3 separate regions of the Homo sapiens genome follow, and regions 1 and 3 are each linked to region 2. Evidence: chromatin contacts called from ENCODE Hi-C or POLR2A ChIA-PET data. All regions are on one chromosome and are shown on one strand. Each heading gives the region's core, a stretch centred on a gene start or an enhancer-like site at or near the end of the contact. The rest is flanking DNA. Distances are from core to core; before and after follow the strand shown.

Region 1 (3,771 bases), core at 728-3,227, 1.8 Mb after region 2:
AAAAGAGGTACTCAAACTAGGCTAGTAAAATACAAGTGGGGAGTGTTGTTTGGAGAATATGTCAGGCACTGACAGCAGAGCCCAAGCAAGGCGTTGTGTTCTAGCACCACTGATTATGTTCTTTCTTCCTTCCACATGCCTCTAAGTCACTCAGCCCCAAACTACAGGTTTTGTTTGCAGAGAAACGAAAAATGTCTTCCTGGTCTCAAAGCACTGATACCTAGTATCAGTGGGGGACAGAACAAAGAGAAATCTAGGATTGGTGATGGTAATCAATTCAATGACAACATAAACAATTGGTATCTCACCAGGTTATACATTCAACAAATATTTGTTGAGCAGCTTACCATATGCTAGGCTCTGGGAACATAAGAGTCAACAACAGGGACAAAAATCCTGCCCTCCCTTCATAGGGCTTACATTCTAGCAGGGGGAAAGATGTTTAAAAATAAGATAAATGCGTTAAATAGTATGTTGTAAGTGGTAAGGAGGAAAGGAGCTCAGGCAGTGTCGTGGGATGTGCTGAGGTAGGACAGTGGTACACTATCAGAGAACAAGGAAAGAAGTTCCACTGAAAAAGGCACTAAACTCGTGGTGACACATGCCTGTCATCCCAGCTACTTAGGAGGCTAAGGCAGGAGGATCACTTGAGCCCAGGAGTTCGAGACCGGCGTGGGCAACAAAGTGGAACTCTGTCTCTGTAAAAAAAAATACAAAAATTAGCCTGCTGCGGTGGTGCGCACCTGTGGTCCCAGCTACTCAGGAGGCTGAAGTGGGAGGATTGCTTGAACCCAGGAGGTCAAGGCTGCAGTGAGCTGAGATCACACCACTGCACTCCAGCATGGGTGACAGAGTGAGACTCTGTTCTCAAAAATAAAAATAAGTTCAGAAAAAAAAATTTAAAGGTACTAAGCTATCATAATACATAATACAACAGGCAGCTGCTCATCTTCTTTTCATTACATTTTCTGCCAGCAGTTACTTTTTTTGATGTTTTTAAAAACAAATGCCTACACCCATTACCTAAACTAACAAAAAAAGTTCAAAAAATGTTACCTAAAATAACAACAACAACAAAAAAAAACCCTACTGTATGTATAAGACTGTGTAAAGCACTAAAGGGGATATGCCAGAAACAGCATACAACAATTGCTATCCTCTGAGAGTTCATAGCTAACTGAAGGTGAATTCTACAAAAGCAAAAAAGCATCGTAAGGAAATTCCAGCAGCCATTCTTTTAGTTTATACTATAGCAGTGGGGTTCTCAAGGTTCTCCGGGGAACCATTAGGCAATGTGAGAAGGGAGGGCACCTCAACATCTAGGTGGGTGTTGATGGCACTCTAGAGCAACAGTGCCAACTGCGTTATTACATACGCTGATTTTAAATACAGCATGGCACATTCAGGCAGAAATGGCTCAACTGATGAGTGTATTTGTCTCCAGAGAAGACAATGGAATACATTTATCTCCAGGGAGAAAGGGAGGCCGGTTTTTCAGTTTGCCTTCTAACTTTTGAATTTTGTACTATCATATGTATTATCTTGTCCAACAACTACTTATAAAAGGAGTGACTTTTAGGACTGTATTGTAAGAATACATTCAGGACTGAATATAAAGACCTGGAAGCTAGCTGTGCACAAATGATCTCTAAAGCCACACATCAGAGAGCCAAAGTTATGTGAGCAAGGACTGCCCCTTAGGCACTTCCACATTTAGGTAAACAGAGTGAAAGCAGGGACAAGTGGGAAGACAGAAGGACTGCCATGTGACAAGAAGAACCGCATTCAGAAATACAACTAAATGCATCATGGAATGTACCTGGAATAGGGAAGTGGACAGTGAGGGCCCCCATAGATTTAGAGGTAAGAGAATGAAGGTTCCCTCAGTGTTAGCCAGCAAAATTGTCATATGTTGGATGTAACTGGCAAATTGAGGGAGTAAACCAGATGAGCTGTTTGTATGCCCTTAAGAGCCTGGGAATCCCCAAACTGCAATGTGACTCACCTGGAATGCACCTGAGATTCGTTTAGGGAAAACCCAGTCCATTCTGTGGAATCTAGTTTGAAAAAAATACTGTGGGAAAAAAAAGAGAGAGAGAGAGAGAAGAAAGGCTGACTCCAAAAGTCAGATGATGAGATCATGCATGTAACCACTGATAAAGGAAAGGATACAGTGGCTGTTAGTGGGGAGAGGTGGAGTCAAGGCTATTCCAGCAAGGAGATGGACCCATCAGGCTTTTCCAGTCTATTTATGAGCATACCATAACCAATTGCCTCTGTTCTTCCTCTGTCCTTTCTAAGCAACTTTCTGATGACAACCTGGGGTCCCCTGCTACTTGCCTACTCAGAAAAAAAATGCTCTGCTCAGCCTGAACATACATTCTGCTCTGCAACAGCCAAATCTCTTATCATAAATTAATCGATTGGCACTCTGGTTTAGCCTCAGGCTCTCTGAGCCTGATTAACGTGAGCCTGACCCCAAGAGACAGTCACCCAGGCTGCTGACGATTTCAGCTTTTGAGCCAGCAATGGCATTGTCTAGAGTCTGGGCAAATGGAGAAGGCCCCCTGTTGGGGCCTCTTGCAGCCTGCCAGCAACACCTGTGCCACAGGCCTTACCATCAAACTGCAATAGCATCTGTTTTCCCAGGTCTATTTCATAGCTCACTCCTGTTATGACAGCCATGGCTCTGTCCTCCACATTTGTTTTAAGGGTGAGCCACTATTTTCTCTTAATCCAATCACTTCATATGGGGTAAAAGTCACTGTTAAAAGCCAACAGAAAACCGCGTGGCATAAAGCAATCACAAAGATCACAAACATACAGATTCTTCATCATTGAATTGACTGTCCTACTCTGACATAGTTGACTGAGCACGACACACAGAAAAGAGAGAATCCCTTGTGGCTTAGTGTAAAGAGAGGAAGTAGGCTGTATTTCCTCCTTCCCTGGTCCCATTCCTTCCCTTCTACCTCGGAGGCAACTGTCATTCATTTTAGTCTGTATCCAGTCCAGGTTTACTAAATATACATGTCCGCAGATACATAATAAATATTCTTTTGCTCATTTTAACTTACATAAATAGTATCATATAGAATTAGGAAGCAGGTGTAGCTGCTGGAACAAAGACCAAAATAATGGTGGCTTAGACAAGTTTCTCTTTCCTTCACAGAAGAGTCAGTGCATAAGTATTCCTGGGATGAAGTGGTGGCTCCCTACTCCTCCCTCACTACCCCTCCCTAATCTTCCTGCTCTACCACCAAGAGGGTGTTGCCCTCACCATCAGGCCCACGTGTCAGGCAAAGGGAAACGAGAAAACAACCAGGGAAGGCACTCCCTTTAACGGCACAGCCTCTAAATTACACACACACACACACACACACACACACACACACACACACTTCCACTGATATCCTATTGGCCAAGTACTTGGTCATATGATCATATTTGGCTGCAAGAGAGGCAAGAAAATAAAGTCTTCTTTCTGGGAGGTCATTGAACCTTCTAAAAGTCTATTATGAGGAAAAAAATGGAAAGCAGATACTGGGGGACAAGCAGCATTTTCTGTTGTATTAACTGAATGAATTTTGCTGCATCTCCCTTTTTTAACTCCATATTATGTTTTTTGCAGGTTACTGTGTTAGTCTATTTGCATTTCTATAAACAAATACCTGAGACTGGGTAATTTATAAAGAAAAGAGGTTTATTTGGCTCATGGTTCTGCAGGCTGTACAGGAAGCACAGTGTCCACATCTGTCTCTGAGGCGGGCC
Region 2 (3,574 bases), core at 1,012-3,511:
CAGAACTAAAAAAAGATAAAAAGAAACTCATGCGTAGTATGATAGTCTGTTATATTTACCTCTATTTTACCTATTCCAAAGTTCTTTTTTTTTTCCCTGAAGTTTCAGCATTCTTCCATTATCATTTCCTTTTTTTTTTTTTTTTTCAGACAGCTTCTTTAGCTGTTCTTTCAGGGTAGGTTTGCTAGCAAGAAATTCTTAGTTTTTCTGAGACTGTCTTATTTGCCTTCATTTCTGAAGAATATTTTGCTGTGTATAGAATTCACAGTGGACAGTTATTTTCTTTAAGTACTTGACAAGTGTTGTGCTATTTTTTTTTTTCCTGTCTGGTTTAGATGAGAAATTTGCTGTCATTTGAATTGGTGTTCCCCTATAAAGTAATGTATCATTTCTCTCTGGCTGTTTTCAAGATTTTTTTGTCTTTAGTTTTCAGAAGTTTAATTGTGATGTATTGGTGTGGGTGTCTTTTTTATTTGGGGTTTACTCACCTTTTTGTATCTTTAGCGTATTTCACCAAATTTGGGAAGTTTTCAGCCATTATATCTTTGAATACTTTTTCAGTCCTATTCTCTCTCATCTTCTGGGACTCTGAGAAGAGTCTTAGCTTTTTCGATTTTTGTCCATAGGTCCCTGAGGCTTTGTTCTTTTTTTTTTTTTTTTTAGTCTGTTTTCTCTCTTGTTTAGATTGACATAATTCTACTGATTGGTTCACTGACTCTGTCGTCTATCATTTCCACTCTTTTATTGAGCTCATTCAAAGAGTTTTTATTTTAGGTTTTTTTTTTTTTTTTGGTTTTATAATTTCCATTTGGTTCTTCTAAAATAACATTTGCTGAGATTTCTGTTTATTTGTTTTAAGAGCAGTTGCAATTGCTTGTTGAAGCGTTTTGTTGACTGCTTTAAAATCTTTATTTTTGTCAGGTAATTAAAAAATCTGATTTACCTCAGTATTGTGTCTGTTGATTGTTTCTCCTCATTCATAATATACTTTCCTGGTTTCTGGTATGGCATGAGATTTTCATTTGTACTCTGGACATTTTGGATATCATACATATTTTGAGAACTGTGCATCTTGTTCCTTTTTTCTTTTAAGAGACAGGGTCGTGATCAGTCATCCAGACTGGAGTGCAGTGATGTGATCATAGCTTGCTGTAACCTCAAACTCCTGGGCTCAAGTGATTCTCCTACCTTGGCCTGCTGAGTAACTAGGACAACAGGTGTGTGCCACCATGCCTGGCTAATTTTGTTTTTTTGTTTTTTTTGAGATAGGGTCTTGCTCTGTTGCCCAGGTTGGTCTTGAACTCTAGGACTTAAGTAATCCGCTGCTTCAGCCTCTTGAGTAGCAGGAGTCACAGGTGTGCACCACAGCACCTGGCCTATTCTTTTTTATACTAGGCAGTTCCCTTGTTGAAGTGTAGTGCAAGGGTTAGGTGGGTGTGTTCATTCAGCTTCTTGCTGGGTCCTGCTGATAATTACTGTGGAAAAAGTGGGGCACTAAGTCATATGGCCTTAATGCAGACTGGTGGGATGGAAGTTCAATTCCTCCCTTACCCTCACATCTTCCTAACAAAAGTTGGGCACCATTTTATGCCACCTTGTTGCCTCTGAGTAGGGGTATAAGATGAACTTTCTGACGGGCCATGCTGCCTCAGCAAGAGAGAAGTAGGGAGGCTATCTCACACTGCACTGATGCTGCAGGGTGAAGAAAAAGCTCCTTACCTCATACCACTTCCCCTGAGTTGATGCCAGGTGGGGAATGGAAGCTCAGCCCCCTCTGGGTACCACTGGCATTTGAGAATGGCTGAAATGGTTGTCAGCTACTCTGTCTTACACTGCTTCATTTAGCCTTGATACTGGGTGAATGTGGAGGTTCAGCTCTTCACTGGTTACCACTGATACCAGGGGTTGGGGCAGGGAGTAGAAAGCTGACTGACTCTAACTCACATCTCCTTGTTCAGTCTTGTTGATGGCTGGGTAGGGGTGCAGGTTCAGGTTCTTGCTGGGTCCTGTTGACACCAGGCCTGTGTGTGCAGGAGGGAGGTGGGAGTGGAGTGGTGGTGAAAGGTAGTGGTGACTAACTGCTTCACGCAGCTTTATTAAGCCTCCTTGCTAATGGGTGGTGGTGGAAGCCTAGCTTGCCCCTAGACCCCACTGACACTATCTTAAATGGGTGAGTCTGAACACCGCTTGCTCTTACTGGGTGGAGTATGGAAGATCAGCTCCTCTTTTAGGCTTGCCACTAACCCAACAGGGGAACTGGAGCACCCCTGTGTGGGGGATGGAAGATCAATTCCCTGTTTTGTCTTGCCAACACAACCCTGGTAGGGGCTCCAGTCCCACAGCCTGCTTTTGCTGGGTGGAGGGTGTAGGAGCACTTATCCACTCTGCCCTTCCAGTACCACCTGGTGCAAAGCACCACCTGCTTCTTCTGCTTGGTGGTGGTGGTGGGGGGGTGTTAGATTAGCTGTATGCTTGGCTCCACTGAAACTGCGGAGGGAGGGAGAGGGAGGGTGTGTGTGTGTGTGTGTGTGTGTGTGTGTGTGTTTGTTTGTTTTCCATTGGTATTTAGCTTGAGTAAGATGGGTTTTGCCAGAAAGGTTTCTTTGGTAAGCTTACCCTTTTATCTGCTTCTGCTTTGTGGTGGGGTGTGTGTGTGTTTAGATTAGTTGTATGCTTGGCTCCACTGAAACTGTGGAGGGAGGGGGAGGAAGGGAGGGTGTGTGTGTATGCGTGTGTGTGTGTGTGTGTGTGTGTGTGTGTGTGTGTGTGTTTTCCATTGGTATTTAGCTCAAGTAAGATGGGTTTTGCCAGAAAGGTTTCTTTTGGTAAGCTTACTCTTTTACCTGCTTCTGCTTTGTGGTGGGGGGTGTATGTGTTAGATTAGCTATATGCCCGGCTCCACTGAAACTGGAGGAGGGTGTGTGTGTATATGTTTTCTTTTGGTACTTAGCTGGAGTAGGATGGGTTTTGCCAGAAGGGTTTCCTTTGTTAAGCTTACCCTTTTCCCAGCCTTTTGACTAGGAGGAACAGGCTTTTCTTGGAATTTTTTTTTTCTCTGTGACAGTTGGTGATACTGTATTGGGGTCTTCTGAAGCAGCATCCTGTCTTGGAAATATGGGTGGCAATACGAAAACCCAGGGATCTCATTGCCTTATTACTCCTCAAATTATGAAGTCTTTAGGAAATCTGCTGCTTTCTTTCCACTTTTCAGATACTTTCTATGCTTGTTTGTTGTATTATGTTCAGGGTTTTTTAGTTGTTAAGAGGGAGGACCTGGGAAGAATGAAGCTATGGTACTCCATTTTGGTGGAACTGGAAGGCTTATAGTAATTCAATTTTGAATTATGAAAGTTTTGTCTAAAGATATTATGTCGTGAACAAAATAAGTCAAATTTAGGAGAATCTTGTGACAAAATCACAACATATCCTCATTTTAAAGCTGTTTCTATTAGGGCGTGACCCATAACTGTTATTTCGGGGATATGGTTTAAATAACTAGAAGGCTTACTTTTGAATATCAAATGCTTTCTGTCATATTCTTTAAAGGAAGTAGATATTTACATGCAAAGAAAGA
Region 3 (3,604 bases), core at 125-2,624, 1.7 Mb after region 2:
CCACTGTGCCTGGCTCACACCTGTGGAGAAATGTTTCGCAGTGGTGTTTGCAGGCACAGAGAAAGCCAAAAGCAGGGTTTGGGGGATTTTGCTAGATGAGTAATGAAAAGGCAGAGGGCACGTGAGTTTAGCTTATTGGAGGGAGTGTTATTAAAATAATGGTATGGCATCTTTCAGCTGAATATGAAAAATTGAGAAGAAAGTGGGGGTGGTGGTCAAAAAGTGGAGGTTGGAGAATAGGGAAGATTTGAACAACTGGCTGGAAGAAGAGGGGAATTGTGGAAAGAAAACGAAATGCTTGAGTCAGTGGTTTCACAGGTGGAGTAGCTTCCGTGATGAAAAAGACCAGTGGAGAGCATTGCATATGTTCTCACTCTTCCAATTTGAACACCTTCCCCTGGTGGAGATAAGTAGATATGCTTTCTATGTTTTATTAACTTTACAACACCTTCCCCAAGCTGGTGAAAGGAAGCTCTCACTTCCTTATTCATTAGCCTGATGAAACAGAGCAAAATGTATCTTTTTTGGTTCTGTTTTGAATTTTAGTAACTCTAGTCTTCATCTGCCTGTTGGACTTCCTGTCTCTTTTTCATCTATCTTTGGGTACACATTTCTTCTTACGGGTCCTTTTAAACACCGAGCTCCTGAGAAAGGTCACCATTCTACCACTTTGATTCTGTAAATGTCTTTTGCTCATAGGTGTCAGAATAGGCTGGGTTATACTGTGGTAACAACCCCCAAATCTCGCAATCCCAGGAGGTACATGGGTACTAAGAATTATTCACATTTTACAAATGACCAAACTGGGCCCCAGAGTATTGGTAAAATGTGCAGAGCCCATCAGCTGGTGAAACCCTAAGGAACACAACACTTAGAATTTCACAAAGGCTAGACTTTATGAAATGTGCTGCGTGGATGCAGTAGTATCTCCAACCCCCCTGGACCGCTCTGCCACGTACAATCTTCTATCTTTCAGTCCGGAACTCAGTAACACCCACTCCAGGGCTGATGGGGGCGCTGGATGTATAGTGGCGAGTGTTTATCTGCCTAGGATAGCGATGGCTAGGCAGGGGACATAAAACAGAAGAGGCAGTGACCTTCTCCGGGTGGGGTCTATGGCCCTTTACTGGGTACATTCTGTACACACAGGCCCCTCCTTTGCCTGAAGTCATTGATGAAGACTTCATTACGGAGGGTTTGGGGAAAGGTGGGGGTCTGGCTGGGTAAGCCGGCGTCCCAGCCCCGCTACAGCCCCGCCCAGATCTGGCAGAGCCGTGGGCGAACCCAGGCGGGCAGAAAGGCGGGGCGGGCGGCTGCCAAGCCGGCCAATAGGCGGCTCTCCGGCTGCTAAGCCGAGAGGGCAGGGGCGCCGTCAGTAGCACCACCGCCTTCCAAGTTTCCCCTTGTGGATGCGCGGCCCCGCGGCTCTGCTCCTCCCGGCGCAGAGGGGCCGGGAGAGGCCACAGGAGCGGACCTGGCACGGGATTTCTGAGGAACGGGAGAAGACTGGCGCCCGACCCGCTCTGGAGGGTCGGTGAACGATGAAGGGCCGGCGGCGGCGACGCCGAGAGTACTGCAAGTTCGCGCTGCTGTTGGTGCTGTACACGCTGGTGCTGTTGCTCGTCCCCTCCGTATTGGACGGCGGCCGCGACGGGGACAAGGGCGCCGAGCACTGCCCCGGCCTGCAGCGCAGCCTGGGAGTGTGGAGCCTGGAGGCGGCGGCGGCCGGCGAACGCGAGCAGGGAGCGGAGGCGCGGGCCGCCGAGGAAGGGGGCGCGAACCAGTCTCCTCGGTTCCCAAGCAACCTCAGCGGCGCTGTCGGGGAGGCAGTGTCTCGCGAGAAGCAGCACATCTACGTGCATGCCACCTGGCGCACCGGCTCGTCCTTCCTGGGCGAACTCTTTAACCAGCACCCGGACGTTTTCTACTTGTATGAGCCCATGTGGCATCTATGGCAGGCGCTGTATCCGGGCGACGCCGAGAGCTTGCAGGGCGCGCTGCGCGACATGCTGCGTTCGCTCTTCCGCTGCGACTTCTCCGTGCTGCGGCTGTACGCGCCGCCGGGGGACCCCGCTGCGCGCGCCCCGGACACGGCCAATCTTACCACGGCCGCCCTCTTCCGCTGGCGGACTAACAAGGTCATCTGCTCGCCGCCACTGTGTCCTGGCGCACCCCGTGCCCGGGCCGAGGTGGGCCTCGTCGAGGACACCGCCTGCGAGCGCAGCTGCCCACCCGTGGCGATACGCGCCCTGGAGGCCGAGTGCCGAAAGTACCCGGTGGTGGTCATCAAGGACGTGCGCCTGCTCGATCTGGGCGTGCTGGTGCCCCTGTTGCGTGATCCAGGCCTCAACCTGAAGGTGGTGCAGCTTTTCCGCGACCCGAGGGCGGTGCACAACTCGCGCCTCAAGTCTAGGCAGGGACTGCTGCGCGAGAGCATCCAGGTGCTGCGCACCCGCCAGAGGGGCGACCGCTTCCACCGTGTGCTGCTGGCGCACGGCGTGGGTGCTCGCCCCGGGGGCCAGTCTCGCGCGCTGCCCGCCGCGCCGCGCGCCGATTTCTTCCTGACCGGTGCGCTCGAGGTGATCTGCGAAGCCTGGCTGCGCGATCTGCTTTTCGCGCGCGGCGCGCCCGCCTGGCTGCGGCGCCGCTACCTGAGGCTGCGCTATGAGGACCTGGTGCGGCAGCCACGCGCCCAGCTGCGCCGCCTGCTGCGCTTCTCCGGGCTACGCGCGCTCGCAGCGCTCGATGCCTTCGCGCTCAACATGACTCGCGGCGCGGCCTACGGCGCCGACCGGCCCTTCCACCTGTCAGCGCGCGACGCCCGGGAGGCGGTGCACGCCTGGCGCGAGCGCCTGAGCCGAGAGCAGGTGCGCCAGGTGGAGGCCGCCTGCGCTCCAGCCATGCGTCTGCTCGCCTACCCTCGCAGCGGAGAGGAGGGCGACGCGGAGCAGCCCAGGGAAGGGGAGACGCCGCTGGAGATGGATGCCGACGGCGCCACGTAGCCTCCCATCCCTGTCCCCGGCACGGATCCGGGTAAGGTGGCCCGGGGCAAGGCAGGGACCGGGACTGGTCTTCCGGGAGCCTGGAATGGCCTGGGGAGGGGGAAGTGTAGGGGGGAGGGTACCATGCTGGATCCCATTCTATCAGATCAGGTCCAAGAGGATGGGAAAGTCCTGCTCGTAGAATTTGGTAGATTCATCGGAATCTCCAGCTTAGCCTCGCGCCTCCTTAGAGGGAGATCCTGAGATGAGAGAGGATATTTAGGCGTGACTGAGGTGGAAGCCAGGTCTCTGCATTCCCATTCCCCTGTATGAAGTAGGAGGTTTCAGAGGGCTGAGGAGAGTAGAGAAGGTTTGAAACAGTCATAATGAGCCGTGAGACTGGGAATTGACATGTGGAGTATAGGATTTCGGAAACCATTTGAGGTTGATGATTATGGAGTTATCTTGATGCCAGTTTGTCCTGTGAGGAGACTTTGCAATGGTGTTTACAGGCACAGAGAAAGCCAAAAGCAGAGAGTTTGGTGGAAAGGCATTGATTCTAACCCTACCTATCCCTAATCTTTCTGTTTCATGTTTCTTCTCTGTCTGTTTTATGCGCAGGC

The links. A loop is a pair of places that touch in the nucleus more often than their neighbours do. ChIA-PET counts read pairs that join two places held with the same protein, here RNA polymerase II (POLR2A). Pooled maps may share reads with other maps.
Region 1: a loop to region 2 is called in a map with no recorded cell type, with 7 times the contacts of the local background. The contact joins two enhancer-like sites. A Hi-C loop is called at or near these places in 3 of 37 single-sample maps with no recorded cell type and 3 of 50 pooled maps.
Region 3: a map with no recorded cell type shows a loop between it and region 2 (4-fold over the local background). The contact joins the promoter of CHST7 here to the enhancer-like site in region 2. A Hi-C loop is called at or near these places in 1 of 37 single-sample maps with no recorded cell type and 2 of 50 pooled maps. POLR2A ChIA-PET finds 5 or more read pairs at or near these places in 1 of 52 experiments (HEK293).

What each region holds. Positions count from the first base shown.
Region 1 is chrX:46,708,539-46,712,309 of GRCh38, forward strand. All of the region lies in intron 1 of SLC9A7 (solute carrier family 9 member A7), which reads right to left. Among named protein-coding and RNA genes, the nearest start is that of SLC9A7, 49 kb to the right of the region's middle. RefSeq lists an enhancer at 1,413-2,612. Within about 2 kb of position 1,978, at least 4 of the 41 ENCODE cell types and tissues checked have a DNase peak (open chromatin) inside an H3K27ac peak, as active enhancers do.
Region 2 is chrX:44,896,495-44,900,068 of GRCh38, forward strand. All of the region lies in intron 2 of KDM6A (lysine demethylase 6A), which reads left to right. Among named protein-coding and RNA genes, the nearest start is that of KDM6A, 25 kb to the left of the region's middle. Within about 2 kb of position 2,262, at least 4 of the 41 ENCODE cell types and tissues checked have a DNase peak (open chromatin) inside an H3K27ac peak, as active enhancers do.
Region 3 is chrX:46,572,391-46,575,994 of GRCh38, forward strand. CHST7 (carbohydrate sulfotransferase 7) reads left to right here and starts at 1,375. Exons shown (of 2, transcript NM_019886.4): 1 at 1,375-3,033. The coding sequence starts at 1,542. The coding sequence ends at 3,002. RefSeq lists silencers at 2,393-2,442, 2,563-2,622.